5 separate regions of the Homo sapiens genome follow, and all the other regions are linked to region 1. Evidence: chromatin loops called from intact Hi-C (ENCODE). Cell type or tissue: heart right ventricle. All regions are shown on one strand.

Region 1 (5,000 bases):
ATGGAGTAGTAGGTTTTTCATGAAGTGAAGATTTTCCAATATGAAAGATTCTTCTTTATAGGTAATGATGTTCTTCTTCTTCTGTTTTTTTTTTTTTTGTTTTTTTTTTTTTCCCAGGCTGGAGTGCAATGGCATGATCTCGGCTCACCACAACCTCTGCCTCCCGGGTTCAAGCGATTATCTTGCCTCAGCCTCCCGAGTAGCTGGGATTGCAGGCATGCACCACCACACCCGGCTAATTTTGTATTTTTTTTTTTTTTTTTAGTAGAGACGGGGTTTCTCCATGTTGATCTGGCTGGTCAGGTGATCTGCCTGCCTCGGCCTCCCAAGGTACTGGGATTACAGGCGTGAACCACCACACCCAGTGCCTCTTTTTTTTCTTATGAAAAGGTTGTTATCATTTATCTCCTCCTTTTTAATGTTCTTAGTTCACAAAAGAAAGAATTGGCAACTTAGGATCAATTGCTCAGTTCTATGTTTTCAAAATCTGCTGGCTTATGAAATGTAAAATCCAGGAATCACTGCTCTAGGGAAAGGCCCACAGGAGGTTGAGAATAGAACAGGATACGAAAGCAGAGCTGCCGAAGTAATGTGTGAGTGGGGCTCTGGCATCCAAACCTCGGGAAGAGCAAATGGGAGCTCCCCTCTTTCTTTGATCATTGCTTCCCCTAGATCTTCATTCAGGAAGAAAGCGTTCGGATTCAAGGCCGGGGTTATATTCGTCACTCTTATGTAACGCAACATCTATAACATCTATTAGTCACGCCCTTTTATGAAACTCTTTTGTCCTATATAAGTTATCGGGGTAACCCAGAGAAGTGAAATCCAAAAGCAAGACAAAAATGGGGTGAACCGAGCACCTTTAGTGTGCTCGAGGGCACCCCAAAATATCCATAGCTGGTTTCTTGTATGTAAAAAGCAGTCTCAGAAACTTTATGACAGCTTTCAAAAATTCCTTTCAAGTTGTGTTTGCTTGCATTAAGATCACCATCTGCATTGACTCAAAGCCTGATTAGAGCTTCATTTACCAAGAAATAAATAAACAGTAGGAAATAGCCAGAATCAGACAAGAGAGAAAGCAAAAGGATCTTGGCATTTATTTTCCACAGTGAGAAAGTTGTTGACTTGAGTGCTTACTGGGTCAGCATGTATTTCGTTTCCATTGTACTTACTCTTCCCTGCCATAAATGCAATGCTTTGTTACACATCTTGTTCCCAACTAAAATATTTCATTAAACGGCCTCACAGTTCTTGCATTTTCCTGCATCTCCAATGTACTGGACCTATAAAAGTTACTTCTAATTGAGGCTTGTCCTAACTGGGATAGTGTGTGGGTTGGGGTGTATGTGGGTGAAACTGATTCCTGTACTCAGCCTTTAAGCAAATCCAATTGGTACAGTGAGCACTGCCTCACCGAAACCTGAAATCTAATAGCTGAACAAAGCCCAAGCGTCTCCTGCCCTTCATAGCTATATGGGGCAGCAATTCATTAGAAATTGACATAGTCAAGGAAACAGCTTTTTTCCCTCTAAGTCACATAATCACTTAGACCAGTTCAGATACTCTTTCAGCAAGAGGATTTTGAAGACATTTAATATCTCCATGGGAGATGAATGGGGCTGCTCACTGTATGTCCATGCTCTTTGGAAAACCTGACCCCTCAGTAAATGACTTCTTTAGGTCTGACTTGCAGACACTTTGAATAATGCAGTGCGGCAGGACTTGAAGCCCGATCGCCTTGCTGTTGTTAACCATGACCTGTGTTTTCTAAGGCTTATATGATTTCTTAAATTTAAGATATTGGAGTAAAGCTTGATATGGTACCAGGCATGGCCTCTGTTGCAATTAAGCAGTTTGGGAATAAAGCTAATTGAAATTGCCAAACAATGTACCCCCCTCCAGAGCAAGCTGGAAAATTTTCCTATTTTGCAGAAGTATCTTGTGACAAAAAGTGACCATCACATCAATCAGTCTGTTGAAACTGCTCAAGAGATTCATGGATTTGCCCTAAGAAAAGGATCTGAGATTTTTTTTCATCAGCATGTGTTCGCTTTTTGTAGGGAAGAGTGAGGCATTGAGAGGCATTGAACCCAGTGCTGTAATAAAAGTTTGCTTTAGTAAGTAAGGATATGAAGCTATCCTTACCTGAAGATTTAGATCTCAAAGAATCCTTGAGAACATATCCATTTGCTGGAGTGGGGAGCTTATAGGGTTTGGTGTTTCCCTCTGAGCTTTCAGTTTGTTCTGAGACCAAAGCTCATCTGTGGTGATGGGAAGTCAGGACACCAGGTGGCACAGCGGAACCTTGTTCTCTGTGCTGAGTGAGGCAGTTGTGAGTTGAGCCGAACCTGGCAGCTCACCAATAAATCAAGGAACAGACCAAGGATCAAGAGCTGTTAAACAGTCACTGCAGCAATGATGGCTATAAAAAGAAAGGCCAAGCAGCTCCTCCCCTTTGCCTCATCAGCTCTTCCTGCAGCTTTCAAGGTGTAAACTCATTTCATGAGCTCTGCACATTCATACATGCATTTGAGAGATACAGGTGTTTATTGAACTGTTGACCAGATACTGTTCTAGGGATAGACCGATAAAATAGAATAGGTCCCTGAAATAGAGACAATCAATAAGTAAACAATAAACAATATAAATAATAGACAAGTAAACAAGGTCATTTTAGAGAGTGATAGGCTCAATGAAAACAAAGACACTGGGTTGTGTGAATAAAGTGGGTCAGAAAAGGGCCACTTCAGATCTGCTGGTAGCCTGCCTGGATCTCTGGTTGGCTCTCTGAAGGAGTCACCTTTGAGGAGGGTCCTGAGTGAAAGGCAGGAGCCACCCACACATAGATCTGCAGGCATAGAGTTCCAGGCAGAGGGAGCAGCCAGAGAAAATGCCCAGAGAATTGCAAGGAGGCAGTTCCGCAGTGGAGGGTGCCAACCTGGCTGGAGTGTGTGTCCAGGAGGAGGAAGTAAAGAGATAGGAGGGGTCACATCCAGGAGGGCTTAGTGGGACACTGAACAAAGAGTTTGTCTTTAATTGAAATGGTTTTGGGAAGCCATAGGGACATGGAGCCAGGAGACAGTACAATCTGATTTCTGCCGTTTAAAGTTGTCTCTGGCCTCGGTGCGGATAATAAAGAGGATAAACCATAAAGCAGAGACCAGTTTCTGGACTCATGTGGTCATCTAGGCAAGAGAAGGTAGTGGCAGTGGAGATGAACTTGGATGGATTCAGAATGCGTTTGGAGACGGATATGGTGGGAGAGAGAAAAAGAAGCCTCAGGCAGGGTCTTAGGTTTCAGGGGTTTGGTGTCCTATAAGGTTAAAAGCCCGGATATTATTCTGGGTTTCTATCTTGGTCCTGAGCCTAACTTACATTACTAAAAATAAGCAGTTGGGATAAGAAACAACCTAAAAGTCAGCAATGCAAAAGAAAAGGGCCCCAGCGTGTATTTTTTAACCTACAAGCTTCTCAGCACCAATTACAGTGATAGGTTTTCCTTTGGGGCCGGTGACCTTAAAATAAGGGCCCACACAGCATCCTGTTTTTCCAACCCAGAAAAGGAATCCTTATCAGTGTTTTCTTTTGGTGAGCTATTTTGAGCTATTGTTTCATAATCCCCCCGTACATCCTATGTAGTTAAAAATCACCCTCTCAAATTTGTAGGAACTGCATGGGGCTATCAGGCCACCATAGTTTCACCTATCTTAGGGAGACCTCTGTGAATGAGCTGTTGATAAGAGGAATGGGTTACATGGTCAACCCTTAAGTATTTGCATAAAAAGCAATTCAAATTTGAAATATAGGTACTAGAAGCCTCAAGTTGTCGGTATGGTAGTTAAGGAGTCTTCCTTAGAGGTAGAAGCATTTTTAGATGAAGACAAGACCCGACTTCTAAATGCCACAATTACAAATATTTTTAACTTACATAAAGTTAGAGAGCTTTCCTAGAACCATATGAGAAACTAGCTTAATTCTACCCTTAAAAAGTAGATCTTGGTAGGAATATTACCTAGGGTAGAAAGATTGACCTCGTGGTAGGTACATCTTGACAAATTAGTGGTTGTTTTAAGTTAACGGTTCTTTTTCTTTCCTTTCTGGAGAGAAGATGCCATAGTTCACTCCACTTCTGACTCATTCCATATCTTTTCTCTAAGCCCATTAATAAAAAAGAAATTTTGTTATTAGGTAGCGTCAGGAAACATTTGCAAGCTAGAAAAAGCTCCTGCCCACTTTGAAACTGAGTTTTTGTGGCCAGTCAACCTGTTAGTTGTGTAGCTTTAAAGACATGCTTCATTGTCCCAAATCAGAGACTGATCTCGTTGTATTTTTAGCATGTGTAGCCTTGAATGACCAGTGATTTAGGTACTGAGACTTGGAGTAAAATATCAGGGATGTGTTAAGAAATTGATTGACTGTGCATACACTCTTCGGCTATCTGTAGAAAAGAACTGTCTTCCCAAATGCATGTCGCAGTTATGAGCCCTAGATACCTTGACCCCGTTGACCTAGCAGTTGTCAGTGGTAGGTCCATGTATTTCATAAAGCTATATTAAAAATTTTCTGTAAATGCATTTGGTATGTATGAATGGCTATAGGATTAATCTTATCGTAGTAGACTCTAAACCAAAATAATTAAGGAACCTTTGAATGACAGCATATAGTTTAAAAGCACAGGCTTGGTTTTAGACCAAGTATCCCCAGCTATTCACCTGACTGTGTGACATTGGCCATGTTACTTGACCATCAGTGTCTTGGTTTTCTCTTCTGCAGAATGAGAAGATATTAGTACTTAGAGTGCAGGTACGAAGAATAAATTTATGTCAAAGACAGGCTCTGAATACTTTTTAGTTATTTTTGCACTAAGCTTTCAACCTTTAGGCATACTTCACATGTTTTCAAGAGTAGCAACAATAGGATCATCCATATCATTTCAATGACACCTTCTCTGGAGTGACCATTTATTTCTCAGGAATTGCATGGAGACAATTCATCCATCT
Region 2 (5,000 bases), 880 kb after region 1:
GTTCCTGAAGGAATCTGATAATTGTGAGCAACATCAGGACTGCTGTGTTAGGGAGGCCGAATGGAGCAAGGACTTTGAAGTCAGGAGGATGTGAGTTGGACTCCTACCGTATCCTGGAGAAGTTAATCACTTCCGCTAAGCCTCAGTTTCCCTATCTGTAAAGAAAACCTCCTTCGTAGAGCTCTTTCGAGGATGACTAACATGATGCATGAAGAATGGCTGGCCCTGAACAAACAAAACTAAATACTATCAATAATTAGTAGCTATCACAATTAATCAACATCCTTCTCTTTTCCAAAGTACCTTTTATTGTATCACCTTTGCCTTTGCTTTTTTGAGGACATCACATGGACTGAAAATCTCTTTTGTTGGTCGTGTTTTCCAGGGTCGTTTTAGCATCAACCTTTATGGAACCGGCTTGTCTTTAACTGAATCTGCCAGATGGATATCACAAGGGAATTATGCTGTCTCTGACATCAAGAAGTCGCCGGTAAGGTTCTACAGATGGGTTGGGAGATGAATTTTTATTTCTTTCTTTCGTTCTTGTCTTTATTACTGTGGTAGTGGTGCTGAAGGAGCAAACGAATGTGCTTTCCCACTTAAGCCATTTTGTAGTGTCAGGAAGACCATTTAGGAAATAAACCTAGGGTGCAGTGTTTACACGTGATTAAAGTGTGAGAGCCTTGTTCACTTCTGGTGAATTCTTCCTCGAGAGGTGAACATATGAACCATCCAAGTAATTAGAAAAACCACCTAACCAGGGAGGTAAAAGCAGGAAGAAGCCTCTGTCGAGAGTGTGGCTCAGATATCTTTCAGTTAGCCAGCTTGCGGTTCGTTCTATGAACCGAGGGGAAATGACCTCTTCTTTTTATTTAGAAAAATTGAAATACAGATGGAGCTAGAAGACAGATAACTTATTAAGCGATATATCTGGAGAATTAGAGATACACAGGGTCTACAATAATAAGTTTTTCACCCTCTAAAATCTGGGTGGTTAAGGTGTGGTCTACGCAGTGCATCAGTGTCACCTGGGGGCCCGTTGGAAATGCAGGTTCTGGGTCCCAGACCCTAGTGAGTCAGAGTCTACAGCTGAACAGTGTCTCAGGTGGTGATGGGCACAGTACAGCTTGAGAAACACTGTGCTGTGCAGATGGTCCCTGACTTACGACGGTTCCACTTGATTTTTCAACTTCACCATGGTTCAAAAGCAGAACACGCTCGGTAGAAACCCTACTTCAGGTACCGATACAGCCGTTCTGTTTTTCACTAAGTACAGTATTCAATCAATTACACAAAATATTCAACACTTTATTATAAAATAGGCTTTGTGTTAGATGATTTTGCCCTGCTATAGGCTAATGCAAGTGTTCTGAATACATTTAAGGTAGGCTAGCCTAGGCTGTGATGTTCAGAAAGTTAGATATATTAAATGCATTCTTGACTTAATGATATTTCCAACTTGCGATGTGTTTATTGAGACATAACCCCATTGTAAACTGAGGAGCGTGTCGACTGTGTACTGTTTCTCACCGTGGGTGTATAGTAGAATCACCTGAGGAATTTTTAAATGCACCTGCCCAGGTCCTTCCCACACAGATGAGCTGAATCGGAATCTCTAAGGGTGGGGGGACCTGGCAGGAGTAGAATTTAAAGCTCCCCAAATGATTCAAATGTACAGCCAGGTCAGAAACCGCTGCCACTTACAGCCTTCCCTCTGAAGTCCTGAGAACGTGGGGCAGAAACCCGGCTCGTGGAAAAATGTCTAAGTTTACCCAGGCATGGCCCATTTCTCCCGTCCCATCTCAGCCAGGAGCCCTGCCTGGGGTTGCCTCAGAAATAGGGGAAGACAAAGAAGAGAGCTGGGAAAGTAGGGTTTTATTACAAGGCAGAACGGCCAGATAAAATACAGGACACCCAGTTAAATTAGAATTTCAAATACACAGTGAGGATCGCCTGATCCTAAGAGTTCGAGACCAGCCTGGGCAAGGTGGTGAGACCCTGGTTTTGCAAAAACTTTAAAAATTAGCTGGGCATGGTGGTGCATGCCTGTAGTCCCAGCTACTTGGAGGTTGAGGTGGGAGGATCCCTTGAGCCCAGGATGTCAAGAGGGCAGTGAGCCATGATTGCGCGACTGCACTCCAGGCTGGGCTGCAAAGTGAGACACCATCTCTTTTTTTTTTTTTTTAAGTACACAATGAACACTGTTTACAATAAGTGTACTGTTATCACTACATGGGACATAGTTATACTAAACATGTATATGTTGTTTATCTGAAATTCATACTTAACCAAGCATCCTGTATTTTTATTTTCTAAATCTGAAAACCCTATTGCAAATACTTCTACCTAATCAAAATAAGACTATAAAAAAGCAGCTCAACCTGCCTCCCTCACCTGAGAAAGAGGAGAAACGTCCAATTGGGACATTCCAGGAAAATCTGTTTCCTGATCTCTTTTTCTAGCTGCCATGATTAAGTTTGTGTCTGTGAAAAAAAGCTATCTCACTCTCTCTCTTCTCCATCTCAGCCAATCAATGTCCTCAAATCCGATTAACTAAATAGTCATATTGATTACTTGTAAATTAGTCATTAAATATTTTTCCTTGCACTGAAAGGAATAAAGATAGCTGAGAGAGAGTGCATGAGCTTTAGAATGTGCCCCGAAATTATAATGTTCTTTCCCCATTCCTTCCCTCCAAAATCTATACATTATGTTTCTTTTCTCTTGACAAATAAAAATCGTATATTTTTATCGTGTACAACATGATGTTTTGAAATACACTGTATGTTTCAGTGACCCAGAACCAAAAAATTTGCCTGTCTAGTGCCACTGCACTGCAGCCTGGGTGATAGAGTGAGGCTCTGTTAAAAAAATAAGTAAATAAATAAATAAAAATGTGATTGTAGGAAACCCATGTAGATAAACTGTAACCTAAATTATAATTTTATTCGTTAGATAGTTACTACCGTTTCAGCCAGAAACTAAAAATAATTAAAGCCAGGAGCGCCACCTTATGGAAAGAATGATCACTACACTGGCTGTTCCCCAAGACTTTTGGGAGATGCCTGGGCTGGAGGGAGCTGGGTATGACAATTGCCTGTCGGCATTTTTTTTTTTTTTTTTTTTTTTAAATCTTGGTGTTCCTTGGCAGTTCAGAGAGTGTGAGCTCAAAATTAATCTCCAGGGCCTGTCGAGTACTCCTCATGAATATCTGGGAGCTGGGACTGAGCCCTCTCTAGCCCCCGGCTGTCTGGAGAAATGCTGTCTGACTTCCCCCGTGTGGTCCAGAGAAGCATGTCCTAGCAATGCTACCTGAAAATAGGCTTCCACCGCCCAACACTTTTGGGAGAAAATGCTAGTATATTGTATTTCCTTCCTGAAGAGTCACAGTAAGCATTAGCATGTGAGGTGGGACTAAATTATACAGGAAATAAACCTGTGTGACTTTAGCCAGCATTCCACTAAAGCAGTGGTTCTCAAACTCAGGAGTGCTTCACCATCACCTGCAGGGCTTGTGAAAACACAAGCAGGTGGCCAGATGTAGTGCCTTGTGCCCATAATCCCAGCACTTGGGAAGGCTGAGGCAGGAGGATTGCTTGAGCCCAGGAATTCAAGACCAGCTTGGGCAACACAGGGAGACCCAATCTCTACAAAAAAAAAAAAAAAAAAAAAATTAAATAACTGACTGTGGTGGTGTGCACCTGTAGTCTTAGCTACTCAGGAGGCTGAGGTGAGGATGAGCCTGGGTGGTCAAGGCTGCAATGAGCCATTATTGTACCACTGTACTCCAGCCTGGGCAACAGAGTAAGACCCATCTCAAAACAAAACAAAACAAAACCCACCACATGATCAGTCTGAGGAGAGGCCAGAAATTGACATCTGTAACCATTTCCCTGGTGATGCTGATGCCCCTGATCTGGAGTCACATTTTGAGAACCACTAACCTAAATGAAGCCAAGCACAAAAACTTCTTTTCGAAGTTACAGCTTGTAATTTCCCCCAAATAACCAGGGTTCCATGAAACACACTTCAAGAATTGTGCCATATCCTGTTCCCACTCGATACCTACTACGATCTGGCCCCCGAGGGCCTGTGGCCCAGTCTTCTCTGGGATGCTCAGACCCTGGCCAGTTATAATACTCTCTTTTCCAAATAGCCCTGTTTCAGCTCTCAAATAATCATTCCTCACTTTCTTTTGCTTTTCTGCCAGGAGTTACAGAAGGGAAAAAAAAAAATGAAAACCTCAATTTTCCAAACCTCCTTGGCAATAAAATGTTTTCCCCAAGCAAAACTAAAGGAAAGCTGTATTGATTCAGGTAAAACTAGATCTCCAGTACCACTTGAAGAACAGTAACGCTGTCTCACTTCCAAGAGCAGAACTGGTCAAAATCAGTCTCAATATCAAGTTCACTGTTGACTTCCTTGTGAACAATGGAGAGCACTCTTTCTCTGGTTTTAACCTAATTATGGTTAAAATAGCTACTATTTATTGGGCAGCTTACATACATTAAATCTGTGTCTTCCTCCCAGCTGTGCTGTCACCAGGAGATTGGGATAACAAGGTGAGAATAAGGTCAAATTCTTGGGATGTTAAGTTGAGCAGGTGGTGGGATCAGCCTCTCCAACCTGCCGCAACTCAGCCCTTGGTGCCACAGTGAAAACCGTCAGTGGCTGCAGAGCCCAGAGGTGAAGCACGTGGACTCTGAAATCTGACTGCCAGAGTCTGTGCCCACTGGCTCTGCCATCTTGGGCAAGTTATTTAACTTCCAGGAAAATGGGGGTGGGGAGAGGGGGGACTCAGTTTGTTCATCTATAAAATGGGGACTGTAGTGGCCCCTTTCTCATTGACTTATTGTGAAACATAAATGAAATAAAAATGTAAAGCTGTTGGTATCCTACTGGGCAAATAGCAGGAGCACAAGTACTGGCTATTAATGTTATAACGTTTTCATAGCCCTGAGGTTTGCCATATTGTTTCGGAAGTTGGCCAAGGTGACTAA
Region 3 (5,000 bases), 240 kb after region 1:
TGAGGGTGCAGACTGAGAGGGGAAATGCGGCATGTTGGGGAGTGACCCGAGCAGAGGTTGGACAAGTAAGCCGGGGTCATATGTTATTATAAGGATTTGTTATTTTAATCCTAAAGGCCTTGGGAAGCATTTGAAAGGCTTAAAGCCAAGAGGAACTTACATTTTTTGTAAGATTAAATTGGCTTCACTTTAAAAAACAGATCCAAATGGTTGGCCGGGTGCAGCAGGACCTTTTAGGAGGTCATTCCACTTATACCATTGACATGGGAGAGCTAATGATGGCTTGAACTAAGCCACTTGATTAAAAGAAATTAACCAATTTAGACAATATCATCCCCAAATGTCTAGTCCGCCAAACTCTCATTCATTCCTCCTGCCTTGTAAATTATCTCCATTGCTCATCACTTTCAGCTGGTCAAGAAAACTTGGGGCGGTTTCTAAAGAAGCCATTCAGCAAATATTGACAGGCAGGGAGGATTAGGGCGCAAATAAGTTATTTATTAAACCCTGTCCTTGGATGCACAGAAGTTTGTGGGTGACAGGATTGTTATCTCTTTAGAGAAGATGGAGAAAGGCAGATACCAAGGGCTAGGTTTGCTGTAGGGAAGAGGTGGAAGAATTGAAGTTACCATTTGTTCCCAAGTCAGGCATCTCAGGGAAGTAGAAAAAGCTATGAACTGAGAATCAGTAGATTCCTCTTTTTAAATTATGGGACCTTGGCCATGTCACTTAACTTCCTCAGTTGCTTTATCTAGAAAGTAGACATTCCTGCCCTGTGTTTCTTATAGGATTACTGGGAGGATTCAATAAAATGGCACATATGGAAATTCTTAAAAAGTCACAAATCATTCTATACACACTAATTGTCATGTTCAGTCATCGAGGTAAGAGGCACTTTACGGGTGCAAAGGGCAACTTTACTGAGAAAGCATGCTCATGTTTTAAAATCTCAGTTTTCTCAGGATCTGAGTATCATTCCTAGTATCTGATTATACTTTCCACTATAAATTGCTACTTAACTTGCACTTCTGTTTTGGGGAAGCAGTGCTATCCAGTGTTAAGAACATGAGCTTTAGAGTCATACAGATATAGAGTTAATTTTCTGCTGTGCAATTTGACATCTTTTTAATATTTAACTTCTCCAACTCAGTTTTCTCTTCTGCAAAATGGGTCTATTAATAGAATGAACTTTATAAGCCTGGTTTGAGGATTAAAAGAAATATTACATGTAAAGTTGTTAACACAGTCGTTAGCCCATGTTAAGAGCTCATCACATGTTAATTATTATTTCTATATCCTTTAAAGTTTTCAGGGTACTTTCTAGCTCCATTTGCTAATTTAATTTTTCTTAACATTATCAATAGGTGGCTGATTATTATCCATCTTCCTTCATTTGTCCACTTAGGTAGGTCTTGCATGGACTACATGAAGGGTCTTCCACCTCCCTCCACCTAAAAATTCCTTGGGAAATTACCTAGGAGAAAGAACCAAATCCAAAAGAGGCAGAGACAGCTGATTTTTCTAAGGGATAGTGAGAGTAAATGACGTTAGGCCAGTTCAAATTATTGACGTCCCCAGGGCCACTGAGCACCCAGAACTATAGTGAAGTTCCCAGCAGTCCTTGCATCATCAGTGGTGTTCCCTCGTTGCAGACCCATGGGAGAGCACGTAGGTGCCATGTTCCTAACGTGATGCTGACGCACAGCTTTGCAAGTTTCCAACCAGTTACCGGGAGGCAGTGGGCTCTGGGCCAAGCTGGGACTCATGACATCACAGAGGAATCTCGGCACTTGAATAGCTGACAGTGTCTGCCTTTGCCAGCTATGCACTGGAAGTTGGAAGGGAATTTGGCCTCCAGAAAGCACATTTTTACTCCAGCCTGGAGCCTGTCAAAATCAACACGAGACTCTTAGCAACTACAGAGTTATTCTGCTAATTGTTGCCGACACTTAAGAAAGTGAGGAAATGTTAAAGGGCTGCCTCCTTGTCCTGAGTAGCAACGCTGATCCTCTCTAAGCAGATGGACCAATAATTATTCCCATCAATAAGGGGCAAGTGCACAGCTCTGCCTTCTGGTATCTGACCTAGGGGTTCTCTGTGTTGTTTGCCAAAGCCGAGGATGAGAATAGAGCAAAAACTGTAGGGGGAGCTATTTTGTTTTGAATGCAGAATGTAATCTGCCTTTTTGAGTAAGCAAAATATTAAAATTCTCAGAGTCTCTTTTGGAGAAAAATTTTACTTTCTGGGATGTTAAGAAAACGCTATAGAAATAAGCCTTGTTCACAAGATAAGAAACATCATATAATATGCATCAATATGAATCTAAATTAGAAAATGAATTCCCCCAGTTATTTCAAGTGATATATGGGCATTTGGTGGTTGAAGTGGTGAGAAAAACAGACTTGGGTTCGGATCCCAGCTCAGCTGTTACTAGCTGAGTGGCCTCGAGCAAATTGCCTCATAGCTCTGTAATATGGAAGTAGACTGCCTTGCCACACCCAGAGTTCTTATTTGGATTTAATTTTACAATGCATTTAAAGCTTGACAAGTAGCAATTGTTCAAAGAATGATTTTTTCCCACCTCCCTTATTTCTCTCAAGTGTGAAATATCATACCCATTCATATCTATCTATGAATTATGGCCAGGTGTGGTGGCTCATGCCTGTAATCCCAGTGCTTTGGGAGGCCGAGGAGAGAGGATCATGTGAGAGGCCAGGAGTTCAAGGCTTCAGTGAGCTATGATTGCAGAACTGCACTCCAGCCTGGGCAATAGAACGAGACCCTATCTCACACAGAACAAAACGAAGGAAATAATTTTGCTTCTCTGATTGGCTTCCTGCTTTTTTTTTTTTTTTTCCGAGACAGAGTCTTGCTCTGTCACCCAGGCTAGAGTGCAGTGGCACCATCTTGGCTCACTGCAATCTCCACCTCCTGGGTTCAAGCAATTCTCCTGCCTCAGCCTCCCGAGTAACTGGGATTACAGGCGCCTGCCACCACGCACATCTAATTTTTGTACTTTTAGTAGAGACAGGGTTTTACCATGTTGGCCAGGCTGGTCTTGAACTCCTGACCTTGTCATCTGCCCGCCTCGGCCTCCCAAAGTGCTGGGATTATAGGCGTGAGCCACCTCACCTGGCTGGCTTCCTGCTTTTTCTATGGACAATGTGATTAGGTATATAAAACAGGGTTTGTAGTCACAATGAGTTCTACCGTGAGGCTGAGTATCCTGCAGTTATTTCTTTGATAGGATGGTTTGAGGATGAAGCCTCTGCAGAACAGTGTTTGATGCTGCTGGACAATGTATTTGTGCCCAAGCCCATGTCAGGATGAAAATCAAGACAGAATGGCATTTGCTTCTTTGGAGAGGCCTGGGTAGTGACTTGAAAAGGATCCTGGAACAAAAGTATATTTCCTGGCATACCAAGGATCTATAGTTGTGGCAGCTCAGGGACTGCTCTGTTCCTTAACCAGACATAATATTCTTCTCAGGTTAAGCCTCCGTCAGAACCCAGAAGGCCACGAGGTACAGCAAGCCAAAATCTCAACTTCCAGTGAAACAAGGATTGCCTTTGGAATCTGTTTTCTAAATCACAAATGGGGGTTACTACAAGGCTAAGAAAACTATTAATATTAGTAGTTAACCAATAAATGGAAACAAGGGAGGAAAAACAATACAGATCTGTGAAAGACCAGCAACATATCACAGGGGAAAACATTTTGCTGCTTCTTCCTCCTTCTGCTGTGCTGGGCCGGGATCTCTTAATAAGAAGCCATATCCTCTCAGGATATTACCTCAGAGACTATCAGAAGCCTTGCTCAGAGGTTGCTCTCTCACATTTTTTTTCTCCAGTCACATTTATACAAGAGAATTCCATATTTGACAGCACACTGGTACTTCCCTTGTTTAACAAAGGCATCTTAATTTTCCATGACGGTAACATTTAAGTTACCATAAGTTCAGTCTTAAAATAATTGTTACACTTAACGGGTATTCTTAGAATAAGGCCGGAAGGAAACAGAAACAATCACTCCAATTCCCTCATTTTATAGGTGACAATCTGGGGGCCCAAGTTTAGTGCCTTTTCAAAGCAACACTATGTCTGGGCTCAGGGCTGGGTTGAGAAGTCAGATTTATATTTCCACACTGACGCTCTCTGACTTTGCCTTGTCATCATTTAGGGGTGGGTAGGTAATAGAAAACTTACAAGTGTTAACAGGGGTTTAAGTATAAGAGAATACTACCAAATAGTCCCACTGTGGAAAATCATGATACACAGAATTTTATGAAGGAGGGATATCATGAGGTTTACACAAAAATCGTGAGGGTTACATTTTACAGTTAAAGAAAATGTGGCAAAGAGAAGTTTAGTGACTTGCCCAAGGCAACATAGCTAATTAATGGAGCCAGGATTTGAACTCATTGTATCTGGCATATTTGGTACAAGTTAGAAATTAAGCTGGAGTTGCTTATAGGCATTTATGTTATTCCTTGAGGTTTACTCATCGTACTTCACTGGTCTGGGGTGAAGCTTGCACTTTGGGAGCACATGGAGAAGGCTGGGATTGGGAATTCTGCCTAGCCTGAATGTGGAGAGTTATCCAATGTTGTCTCCATTTCTGTATCACATGAGTGAATAGGTTGGCATAACAGAAAGACCCTAAAGAATTTTGAGATCTGTTTGTATTATGGTGGGGACTGTGTTATGCTGGGACTGTTTCCTCTTCTGTCTCTCTGCTTTCTCAGAGACCCTGCCTTAATGCCCCAAAGTGGCAATCTTCACAGCTCCTCTGATTGGACTAGGGGTAGACAAAAAATGACTTCTTTCAGAATCTCTCGCCATGGATTTTGAAATTAGCGTGAGTTTGAATTAGTTTCCTTTGGAGAGATGAGTTGGAAAGTCACATAGACTTGTGATCGGAAGTCACCATCTTAGGGATGCTGTGGTCATTGATGTGTTTTTAATCAGAAAGTAACTGCTTAGAGAGAAACAGGAGTAGAT
Region 4 (5,000 bases), 70 kb after region 1:
AAGCCTTCCTTGAAAATTAGCATTGCCAGTGGGAAGCCTGGGAGGATTTAAAAAGTTCTGGGCCCCAGGCAGACACCTCCAGCTCTCTTTCCAGTCGCTATGCAGACTGAGTTGTCTGGGTGAGTAGCACCCAGTTACCAAAATTCAGCATTTACCATTTTGTGCATCTTTAAGGACCCTCTGTGCTGGCTCACCCACGTCCCCTCATGTCATGGGAAAATCTGAAATTCTTTGTTCATTTGGATCAGAGTAATGGCTCAGGGAAGACAAAAACATTTTTTTTTTAAATCTACAGGGGCTCTCTGGATATGTGCAATACTGGAGAGAAATACTCTGACCTCTTGTCTAAGGTAGTAGTTCTCAGGGGCAATTTTGCCTCCAGGGTACAGTTAGCAATATCTGCGGACATTTTCATTGTCACAACTTGGGGAAGAGGTTGGTGGGCTACTGGCATACAGTAGGTAGAGGCCAGGGATGTTGTTAAACACCCTACAATGCACAGGAAAGCCTCCCATAATGAGGAATGATCCAGCTCTGTATCAGTCTGTTCTCATGCTGCTATGAAGAAATACCTGAGACTGGGTAATTTATAAAGAAAAGTGGTTTAGTTGACTCACAGTTCCACATGGCTGGGGAGGCCTCAGGAAACTTATGATCACGTTGGAAGGCACCTCCTCACGGGGTGGCAGGAGAGAAAGAATGAGAGCCGAGCAGAGGAGGAAGCCCCTTATGAAATCATCAGATCTCACTAGAAAAGCATGGGAAAAACCATCCCCATGATTCAGTTATCTCCACGAGGTCCCACACTTGACACATGGGTATTATTACAATTCAAGGTGAGATCTGCCTGGGCTCACAGAGCCAAACCATATGAAGCCCCAGGTGTCAACAGTGCCCAGGTTGAGAAACTCTGCTCTAAGCCAAATGATAAAGATTTGCTGGGGCCTTGCAATTGGGAGAATAATTTCAAAGAACGTTGACATCTTAATTTTGCAGAACATGTAATTTTAGGTAAGTCTGCATCCCTCCGAAATTGCTGATTTGAATGCTTCTTTGAAACAGCGGGTATCTCAGTAAACGATTTCCTTTTCTATGTTTCCAATGGCTGCTGAGGCAGTCTTCAATTGCTTAGTCATAACATACAGGATTCTTGGAGAGCAGTTTGTGAAATCCAAAGCCATTCTATGTTTGGTTACATTTTCAGTTGGGTTACTTCTATCAAGTGGCCTTATTTAAATTTCAGCCACTAACTAAAGCTTCACCTTGAATGTAATAATAATGCACACCTCACAAGGTGTTATGACGATTAATTAGTTAACTTTTGTAAGGTGCTTTGAAGACAGGAAGTCCACTCTGAGTTCTATTATAATTCGGCAAATTAGGCAATTTTTAACCCGAGTAGTGGCTTTGATCCTGCCTGCCGTCTCACATACCTGAGCAGTTCGGCGGGAGGAAGGATATTGGAATAAGCAGTCATGGTCAGCAGTGGAAAAATGCAAACCTCATTTGTGATAGCTATTTTCAGGTTCTTTTAATGGTGAGATGAAGAGGAAAACACCCCAAGGGAAATTAATATCCCTTAGTAGTGAGGGAAGACTTCAAGTTGTTACCCCTGAAACCCCAACAGGTAAATTAGAGAAATGGTGTATTCTCTCACTCATAGTTATTCATTCATTCTGTCTCTTCCCCCTCTTTCCCTTCTTACTGCCCCTGCCCTTTTCAGAAAAGGAAAGCGTGATGACGAGACTCTGCTGAAACTCTATCAAGTAAACCACAGGTTACATCCAGGAAATCTTCATTTTCTGTGTGGCTTCTATCTTTTAACTCCTCTAGAGTTTGCCTCCTTCTTCCTTTATAACCATCATCATTGTTATCATCATCATCTGGTATTTGCACAGCCCTTTGCAGTTTGAAAAAAAACAAAAATTGAAGCCAAAAACACCTCCAATGTGCCAGGCACTGTCCTGGGACTCCATCTATTCCTCAGAACACCTATTAAGATAGGTACGATTACCTCCTGTTTACAGTTGTGATAACTGAGGTTCAGAGACTGCTATCAAGACCATGGTCACTGACCTGGGAGGTGATGATGGTGGGAGTGCTTGTTCTAAAGTCGGTGTTGTATTCTTTCCGGAACCTCAAGCTAAAAGAAATTTCACAGCACCTTGTTTTTCATCTGACTTTCGTCCTCTTGGTAGTCTAGTAGGGAAGGTGGCATCTTCTTTGCTTTTCAGATACGGAAAAAGAGGAGTAAAAGGGTTTGCTTATGAATACCAAGTTAGCTGGTGCATCGCCTCGCTCACCGCTCATACACGCCTCACCCCCTGCAATTTGGCTTCCACATCGCCCCCTGGTGGCCCTCAGCCACCAAGGCCACCTGTCCTAATAGACAAGTCTAGTGCTACCTTTCTTCTCTTCCCTTTCTGCAGCCCTGGACACAGGGGACCACTGCCTCCTGGATTCTCTCCCCTTGGCTTTGATGTTTCCTTCCTCCCCCTGTGATGCGTACCCTCCCTTTGTTTTCTCCTGGTCCCTCTGCCCGCTTTATGCACTGATGGCTCCCCAGGAATCCCTCTTGGGCATTCGTTTCCATTTTGGTGATTTCATCTATTTCCATTGCTTAGATCAGTGGTTCTAAACTTTGCTGCATATTAGAATCACATGGGGGAGCTTTCAAACTTCCAGACTGCACCATAGACTAATTAACGGAGAATCTCTGATCATCAGTAGTTTTGTTTTTTCCGCATATCTTTCCTGGTGATTCCAAAGTGCAATCAGGTGTGCAAACCAGAGGCTGAATAATCTACTATATGTGACTCTCAGGTGTGCACTTCTAGCCCAGACCTCTTCGTTCAATGCAAGACCTATATCTGCACCTGCTTACTCTGTCCCACAGACACTTTAAACTCAGCACATCCAAAGAGTATGGTTGTCAGATTTAGTGATTAAAAATACAGAAGGCTCTGTTACATTTGAATTTCAGATAAACAAATCATTTTTGAGGGTATGTCCCAAGTACTGCATGGTGCAGTCTGGAAGTTTAAAATCTTCCCCAGGTGATTCTAATCTGCAGCAAAGTTTAGGAACACTGATCTAATACATGGAAATAGGAGAAATACTTTTAGGGTAAGTATATCCTAATTATTTCATGGGGGCATACTTACCCTAAAAAATGATTTGTTGTTTATCTGAAACTCAAATGCAACTGGGCCTCCTGCATTGTATCTGGCAGCCCTCCCAAAGAGAAAATGACTTCTCTTGGAATTGCCTCTCTGCCTGTGCCCGGTAGCTCAGGGAAAAGCTTTACCATCCTCCCTATCAACCCAGTGGTGAACCTCAGAGCCTTCTTTAACCCATTTCTTTCTCACTTACCTCACATACAATCAATCACCTACTCTTTTGACCATCCCTCTGCATCAATGCCAATGTCATTGCTGTAAGTCTACCCTCCTCTCCCATCTCATTCTTTCGGGATTATGTTAACTTTGTACCTGGATCCCTTTGCCTCTACACTTTCCTCTAACAATCCAATTTTCATGATTGGCCAAAATAACCTTTTAAAACACATCTGATCATGGCACCCTTCCCCCATAAAAGCTTCTGATGGCCACTGATTGCTGAAAGACAGGGCAGCATGTGCCTCGCAGAATCAGACCCCAACTCACCCCAGATCCAGGCCTCCAGTCCTAGAGCATGGCCTGGCCCTTTCCTGCATCCTGGCTTCTAATTGGCCTGGACTACCTCACAAAATTCTGCTCATTCAAGGCCAGAGAGGACAAAATAAAAACCAACAAAACCAAATCCACCTTGGAGTCATCCTTTTCACTTTCTGATCTATTAGTAATTCCTGTGAACACTTCCTTCCTTATAACTCTTCCCAGCTGCCCACCAGCTCGCTCCTTTCTCCCCACTAATGCTCTTTCAAGACTTTGGCGTCTTGCGCCTGGACTCATGACAGAGCTTTCTGGTCGGTCTCACTGCTTCTACACTTGCCTCTTCCTCGTGTGGGCCTTTTTAAGCAGGTAAGATCTTGTCACCTATGTACCTATGTACGCCTTCCCTATTTTGTTACACCCACTCCCCTTGCTGGTATGGCCAGCAACTGTTTCAGAATACACCGACTGGACCTCCATCCCATGGCCAGGTTCTGAGCCTCACTGCCTGTGAGCTTTCTCTGGCTGGTGGAGCCAGCTCTCCTCATGCAGGCAAGCAGGCTGGCAGTGACCAGCAGCCCTCAACCCATGATCGACAGACCTTGGGTGGATAATCCACACTGTTCTCAGAGTTCCCCAGCAGGATTAAGCGCAGTTGCCCACAGGGATGATTTGCTTGTTAATACTGTTCATTGGCTCCTTCTATTCTTCCCATATTGGCATTTACTGGGTTCACCTCCCAAATAAGCAATTTGCCCTCGAATCTCTGACTCGGAGCCTTCTGCTTAGGGCCCCCAAACTAAGACACTGGTAAACTGTTAGTAATCTTCTCAGTGTGTTAGATCATCCTCATAAATGCCCCTGATGAGTGGGAGAACATACAAAATTGAAGGGCTGTGCGGAATCAAGAGAGTTTGAATACATGACTTGATGACATCACAGGGTTGACCTCTTTTCCTCCTTCTTATTGAAATCTCTTCCTAAAACTGGAGAGAATTCCTATCATAAGCTCTTTTGACGTATACTTATGTGACTCCCAACAACCCCTTAAGTGCCTGTTTCACCCACAAAGGAGGGGTCCTGGGAACCTTGTTTGTTGTCTCTGACCCTGGCTATAGATGATTGAACCAGAGTGGACTTTATTTGCTAAGCTGGGCAAATAAAGTCCGATCTCTCAGGGATATGGAGTTAGGACTTAAGACAGTTTAGCTCAATCCCAGCTGAGAAAAATAAAACCTAGGAACAATGAGACAGCCATTTTCCATCACATAGTTATCACTACATAGGCTAAAGCCAGTTTGCAGAGAGAGAAATAAAGGAGGCAGAGATGAGAGGAGGAAAGTACTC
Region 5 (5,000 bases), 78 kb after region 1:
AGAATCAGCAGGAGGTTATTTAAATAATGACCAATAGCAATTTCTCGACTCAACAACAGGGAGCCCAGTTTGCTCTAAATATAAACATCACCCTTAAACTCCTTAAAAATCACTTTTTTTCTGTAGTTAACAGCTCAGAGTGTGTAATCTTTCTCCCAGGAGTGTAACTTTTTTTGGAATGTGAGAAACCATAGGGAAAATTTTCTAAAGAGATTTGTTTCAATTAACTCTGCCATTGATTTACTCCTTAATAAATAAACAGAGGGAGAGTCATGAAGATTAACCAAGATTCTCGTGGATGATGGATTCCAGATACCCAAATAATTTCTCTTATCAACTCTCATATTTAAGGAAAAGATTGGAAGCAAAAATGTACAGGTGAATGAGACAGATAAAATTTTTGGGCCGGGTGAGGTGGCTCACACCTGTAATCCCAGCACTTTGGGAGGCTGAGGCGGGTGGATCACTTGAGGCCAGGAGTTTGAGACCAGGCTTGGCAACATGGCGAAACCGTGTATCTACTAAAATTACAAAAATTAGCCAGGCATGGTGGTGCACACCTGTAATCCCAGCTACTCGGGAGGCTGAGGCATGAGAATCACTTGAACTCGGGAGGTGGAGATTGCAGTGAGCCAAGATCGCGCCACTGCACTCCAGCCTGTTTGACAGCGCGAGACTCTGTTTAAAACAAAACAAAACCAACAAATAAAAAATTCTATCTAAATTTGTCTTAATTGAAATATATGAGAGAGATGCATACTTTAAATGAGGAGTTCATAAGCCGTGGTGAAGTAAATCATGTAAATCATTTTATGCTCTTATTGTCCAGGCATGTCTGCTTTTCCCCTCTTCTTGCCCCCTTGACTGATCCCTTGCTATGTGTCAAGCATTATGCAAACCCCCCACCTGAATGCTGAAGAAGCATATCGAAGTAGACTTGCCCAAGAAGACAGCCTACTGATTCCTCCACCTAAACCTGCTATTGCTCAGTTCTCCCCAGTCCCATTTGATGGCAGCAGCCCCACCCAGTTGTTCATGTCCAGTCCTAGGCAATTCCTTGGCTTCCTTTCCTTTTATTTCCCATCCAATACATCATCAGATTCTATCAGTCCTTCCACTGAAGTAGAATTCAAATCTGGCAACATCTCCAAATCCCCATTGCCATCACCACAGTCTACAGAACGAGTGTCTCGTTTTGATGCCTGGACAAGCCTCCTACGTGGTCCTGTTGCTTCTGTTCTGCCCTGTGTTCAGTTCTCTACACAGCAGCGAGAGTGAGCTTTTCAAGGTGTAATCAGGTCAAATCCTCTTCCTGCCCAAACCTTACAGTAGTTTCTCTTGCCACTCCAGTTCCAAACCTCCCACGGCTATCTACAAAGCCCTATGTGATCTGGTTCCTCACTACTTCTCTGACTCTCCCTTTGACCATTTCCTTCTCCTCTGACTTCGGCAGTCTACGTGCTCTAAACTTCTTCCTGTTCTTCTAAATCACCCAGCTTATTCCCACCTATATGCCTTTCACTGGCCCTTCCTTCTACCTGGAAGACTGACTCTTTCATTCTCTCTCCTACTGTACTTCCAGTGGTTCTCAGCTGGAGTGCCCTCACAGGGCACACTGGGTAATGTCTGGAGACATTTTTGGTTGTCACATCTGGGATAGGGGATTGCTACTGGCTTCTAGTGGGTAGAGTCCAGGGATGCTGCCAAGCCTCCTACATTAACCAGAACAGCTCCCATAATAAAGAATTATCTGGCCTTATATCAGCAGTGCGGAGGTTGAGAAGCCCTGCCCTGTTGAGTTCTCTGCTCAAATATTTTCTCTTCCGAGAAAACTTTTTCCACCTACTCTTTCCAAAAGGGCTTTTCCCCTCTTCTTCCTCCATCACTCCGTAGTTCCTCATCCAGTTTGACACTACCTGGAATTTGAGCATATATTTCTGTTTTTTGTCTCTCATCCCCACTCGAATGTAAGCTTCCTGAGGGCAGAAGCTCTACCTGGTTTGCCACTGGTTCTTCAGCATCCAGGCCAATATCCAGCACATAGTGGGCCTTCAAAATATGCTGACAGCTCTCTGAGGCTTGGAGAGGTTAGCTAACCTGCTCAAGATCACACAAGGCTAGGGAGAAGACAAGCCATCGGGTTTTCTATCAGTCCTTTTAAGCTACTGCACATATACATACAATTGAAGGAAAAGTTTGTGCTGCTTATGAGAATTCAAATTTAAGACAATTTTCCTAGCTTTCTTCTTCCAATTTTCCATGCTTTCCCCATGCCCTGTTGCCAGTCCCTCCTATGTAGAAATTCTATTTTCATTAAAATCCAGAAACTCTCACCACTCCCACTTCCCCGCCAAATACTTATTTCTTGAACACCTCTGATTTCTCTTTCTAATTCAAATATGGCTACAAGTGAGGTGGAAATGCTAGGCAGCCTGGAGCCCGATCACACATGAGCTGTCTGTCTATCAGCAAACCCCACTGTCAATATTGGATTAATTGCTTGCATAACCTCACATTCTCTGTAGCTTTCCCCTCCGAGACAAAATTACCAGTCTCCTTCAGCACCAACTTGGCAATAAGAGGAAGCCTTGAAATGATTATCCTAATTTAAAGACAGCATGAATTCCTGGCTCTCTTTTGGGAACGTAAAATTGTGAGTGTCCTTTGTTCTTGCAAAAGTGATGCACTTAAAAAAAAAGTCATTTAGTTTGCCTTCTTGACTTTTCTGAACTTAAAGATTACTTCCAGTTTTATTTTTCAAAGACTTGGCATTTCAGTATTTTAACATTGGACATTTTAACTTCAGCCTTTGAATGTTTCTATAGATTTTTTTTTTCTATTCCATTTCACCCCTGCTTCTCTAGCTCCCTCCTCCCCACATTCACCAACTGACTGCTCATTTCTCATGCTGAATAAATAGCCATGATTACTATGGAAATTGATGAAGGATGGCTGGTTGTCAGAGGGAGCCCCCAGCTGGACACCCCCAGGGTTGCAAAATGAAGGATGCCACTCTCTCCTTGGAAGAAGGTCCCAGACTTTTGCTGTCAGCTTGCTTTTTTGCCCTTATCAAAAGTGGTGTACTTTTCTCTGCTCCAAAGCCTGTTCCTCAGTGAATTAATTTCTTGGCAACCCTCGCAGTGTGCAGCTGAGCACTTCAGTTTCTCACTTAGGATTTCCTGTCAACCTTGACCTCCCTTGGCTCTTGCTGGGAAAGTAGCCTGCAGACTAGCCTGATTCTAGCCTCACTTAGGCTGAATTACTTCTTTCTTAGGAGACAAGCTGCATTTGTTCCCTCTCCATAATCCCTCTGAGGTCTTCTACTTGAGAGAAGCCCTGAAGCTCTTTGAATCACATTTGAGCAGCAGTTGTGTTGGCTGCAAAATTTAAATTAGCCAAGCCCAGGAGAAAGTGACTAAGAAAATCAATGTTTCAAGGAAGTAGTATATATGGAACATGAGGCAGGAGGTCACAGAGTGGAAATAATTCAAGCTTTTGTAAGGTGTTGGGTCAACTTCGATTCAAATGCATAAACACTGCGTGACCCACTGTCGGCCACTGAACCTCTCTGGGCTTCGATTTCCCCCACAAAATGGGATTTACGCTACCATTTTAGAGTTTGTGGAAGGATTCAGAATAGAGTATGAATAGTACCTACTAAAGTGACGGACTGTTATTAAGAGCTATTTTTTTTTTTACTGAAAATCTTTTTTTTTTTTTTGGAGACAGTATTTGTCTCCCAGGCTGGACAGTGGTGCCATCGTCGCTTAATGAAGCCTGGAACTCCGGGGCTCAAGCAATCCTCCCATCTCAGCCTCCCAAGTAGCTGGGACTATAGGCACATGCCACCATGCCTGGCTAATTTTCACATTTTTTGTAGAGACGGGGTATCACCATCTTGTCTAGGCTCCTGGGCTCTGGTGATCCTCCCACCTCGGCCTCCCAAAGTGTTGGGATTACAGTGAAAATCTTAAATACGACTTGTTACTCTCTGTGAAAACCCCAGCCTAGTGCTTATGTTTCCATATAGATTCAGTCACAAGTGGACTCTAATCAGGCTTCTTTCAGTACCTATGTCTGTGACCTGGGCTCATATACTTCCCTTCCCTGGGCCTCTGAGATGCCACTCATTAAGGAATCCGAGATGTCTTTCTAGTGGGTGTGCTAATTGGTGGATCCCCTCAACCTCATGGCTTTGTTTGTGGTAAATTGTTTGGGTAATTGACTGAGTTTCTAGCCTCATTCTCTGAGCACTCTGGGCCTGGCTAAGGTTGAGTTGCCTCAGCCCAGCCTTTTCTTCTGGGCATCGGCTGAAGAACAGTTACAACTGGCTTTGAAAAACAAAAGCCCTTACGTTTGTATTGAGTTTTAAAGCTTTGTAAAGTGGCATGACAACACAATTTCTCATTTATAATCCCATATAACCCTGGGAAGTGTATATGATCATTTTGTGCCCATTTTGTAGGTGAGGAAACTGAGGCCTTGGAGTGTAATGATTTGCCCAAGTTTGGACAGTTAAGGGATTAAAGACAGATCTCCCACCCCACTGGCCTCTTCATTACAGTGTACATGTGGTGGTCTTCATGTTCAGATTGATGGATGCCTTGGCTCCAGGGGCTCAGAACAGTCTGACATTGTGCTGATGTTTAGCCTCTATTAAAGCATCGCCTCTTCAAACCTGGGTAGCTTCTCCTCGTTTGCAATTTTCAGTCAGTAATGGCTTTTTAACAGAGGACCTGGATGCCTTTTGAGAGAGCATGAATGGACAATAATGATGGTGATGGTGAGAGTAATAGCAGCTAATGTTTTTTTCGGGACTTTCAAAGGCACTGTGGTAAGTGCTCAACAAAAGTGACCTTATTTAACTCCTTTAAGAAGCTTCATAATGCAGAAGAGCTTCTGTGAAGAAACTTGTGTATCTATCCCCATGTGATGAAAGAGAAAACTAAGACTTAGAGGGGCAGGGTCACTTGTCCAGTATCACGTGGTAGGTATGTGGA

Evidence for each region. Hi-C counts contacts between places; a loop is a spot of excess contacts. Peaks named below come from ENCODE experiments on the same cell type or tissue, not always from the same donor. Only the 100,000 strongest peaks of a DNase experiment are listed, where the experiment ranks them.
Region 2: it touches region 1 in a loop (3-fold over the local background); 32 of 110 quality-filtered maps call a loop at or near these places.
Region 3: it touches region 1 in a loop (3-fold over the local background); 3 of 110 quality-filtered maps call a loop at or near these places.
Region 4: it touches region 1 in a loop (2.1-fold over the local background); 15 of 110 quality-filtered maps call a loop at or near these places.
Region 5: a loop joins it to region 1, with 3 times the contacts of the local background. A loop is called at or near these places in 15 of 110 quality-filtered maps.

Annotation. Positions count from the first base shown.
Region 1 is chr3:65,410,119-65,415,118 of GRCh38, reverse strand. All of the region lies in intron 12 of MAGI1 (membrane associated guanylate kinase, WW and PDZ domain containing 1), which reads left to right. Among named protein-coding and RNA genes, the nearest start is that of LINC02040, 240 kb to the right of the region's middle. In heart right ventricle, a CTCF peak has its summit at 2,274 (motif pointing right); a DNase peak (open chromatin) is centred at 2,318; H3K27ac peaks cover 3,231 bases.
Region 2 is chr3:64,528,656-64,533,655 of GRCh38, reverse strand. ADAMTS9 (ADAM metallopeptidase with thrombospondin type 1 motif 9) reads left to right here. Exons shown (of 40, transcript NM_182920.2): 38 at 386-490. Among named protein-coding and RNA genes, the nearest start is that of ADAMTS9-AS1, 30 kb to the left of the region's middle. In heart right ventricle, CTCF peaks have their summits at 2,808 and 3,009 (motif pointing left); a DNase peak (open chromatin) is centred at 3,015; H3K27ac peaks cover 346 bases.
Region 3 is chr3:65,167,614-65,172,613 of GRCh38, reverse strand. The region is part of intron 1 of LOC105377127 (a long non-coding RNA gene); the gene reads left to right. Among named protein-coding and RNA genes, the nearest start is that of LINC02040, 4.8 kb to the left of the region's middle. In heart right ventricle, a CTCF peak has its summit at 2,149; a DNase peak (open chromatin) is centred at 1,733; H3K27ac peaks cover 5,000 bases.
Region 4 is chr3:65,339,632-65,344,631 of GRCh38, reverse strand. No RefSeq gene overlaps it. Among named protein-coding and RNA genes, the nearest start is that of LINC02040, 170 kb to the right of the region's middle. In heart right ventricle, a CTCF peak has its summit at 2,344 (motif pointing left); a DNase peak (open chromatin) is centred at 2,334; H3K27ac peaks cover 269 bases.
Region 5 is chr3:65,332,444-65,337,443 of GRCh38, reverse strand. No RefSeq gene overlaps it. Among named protein-coding and RNA genes, the nearest start is that of LINC02040, 160 kb to the right of the region's middle. In heart right ventricle, a CTCF peak has its summit at 2,966 (motif pointing left); a DNase peak (open chromatin) is centred at 3,107; H3K27ac peaks cover 1,157 bases.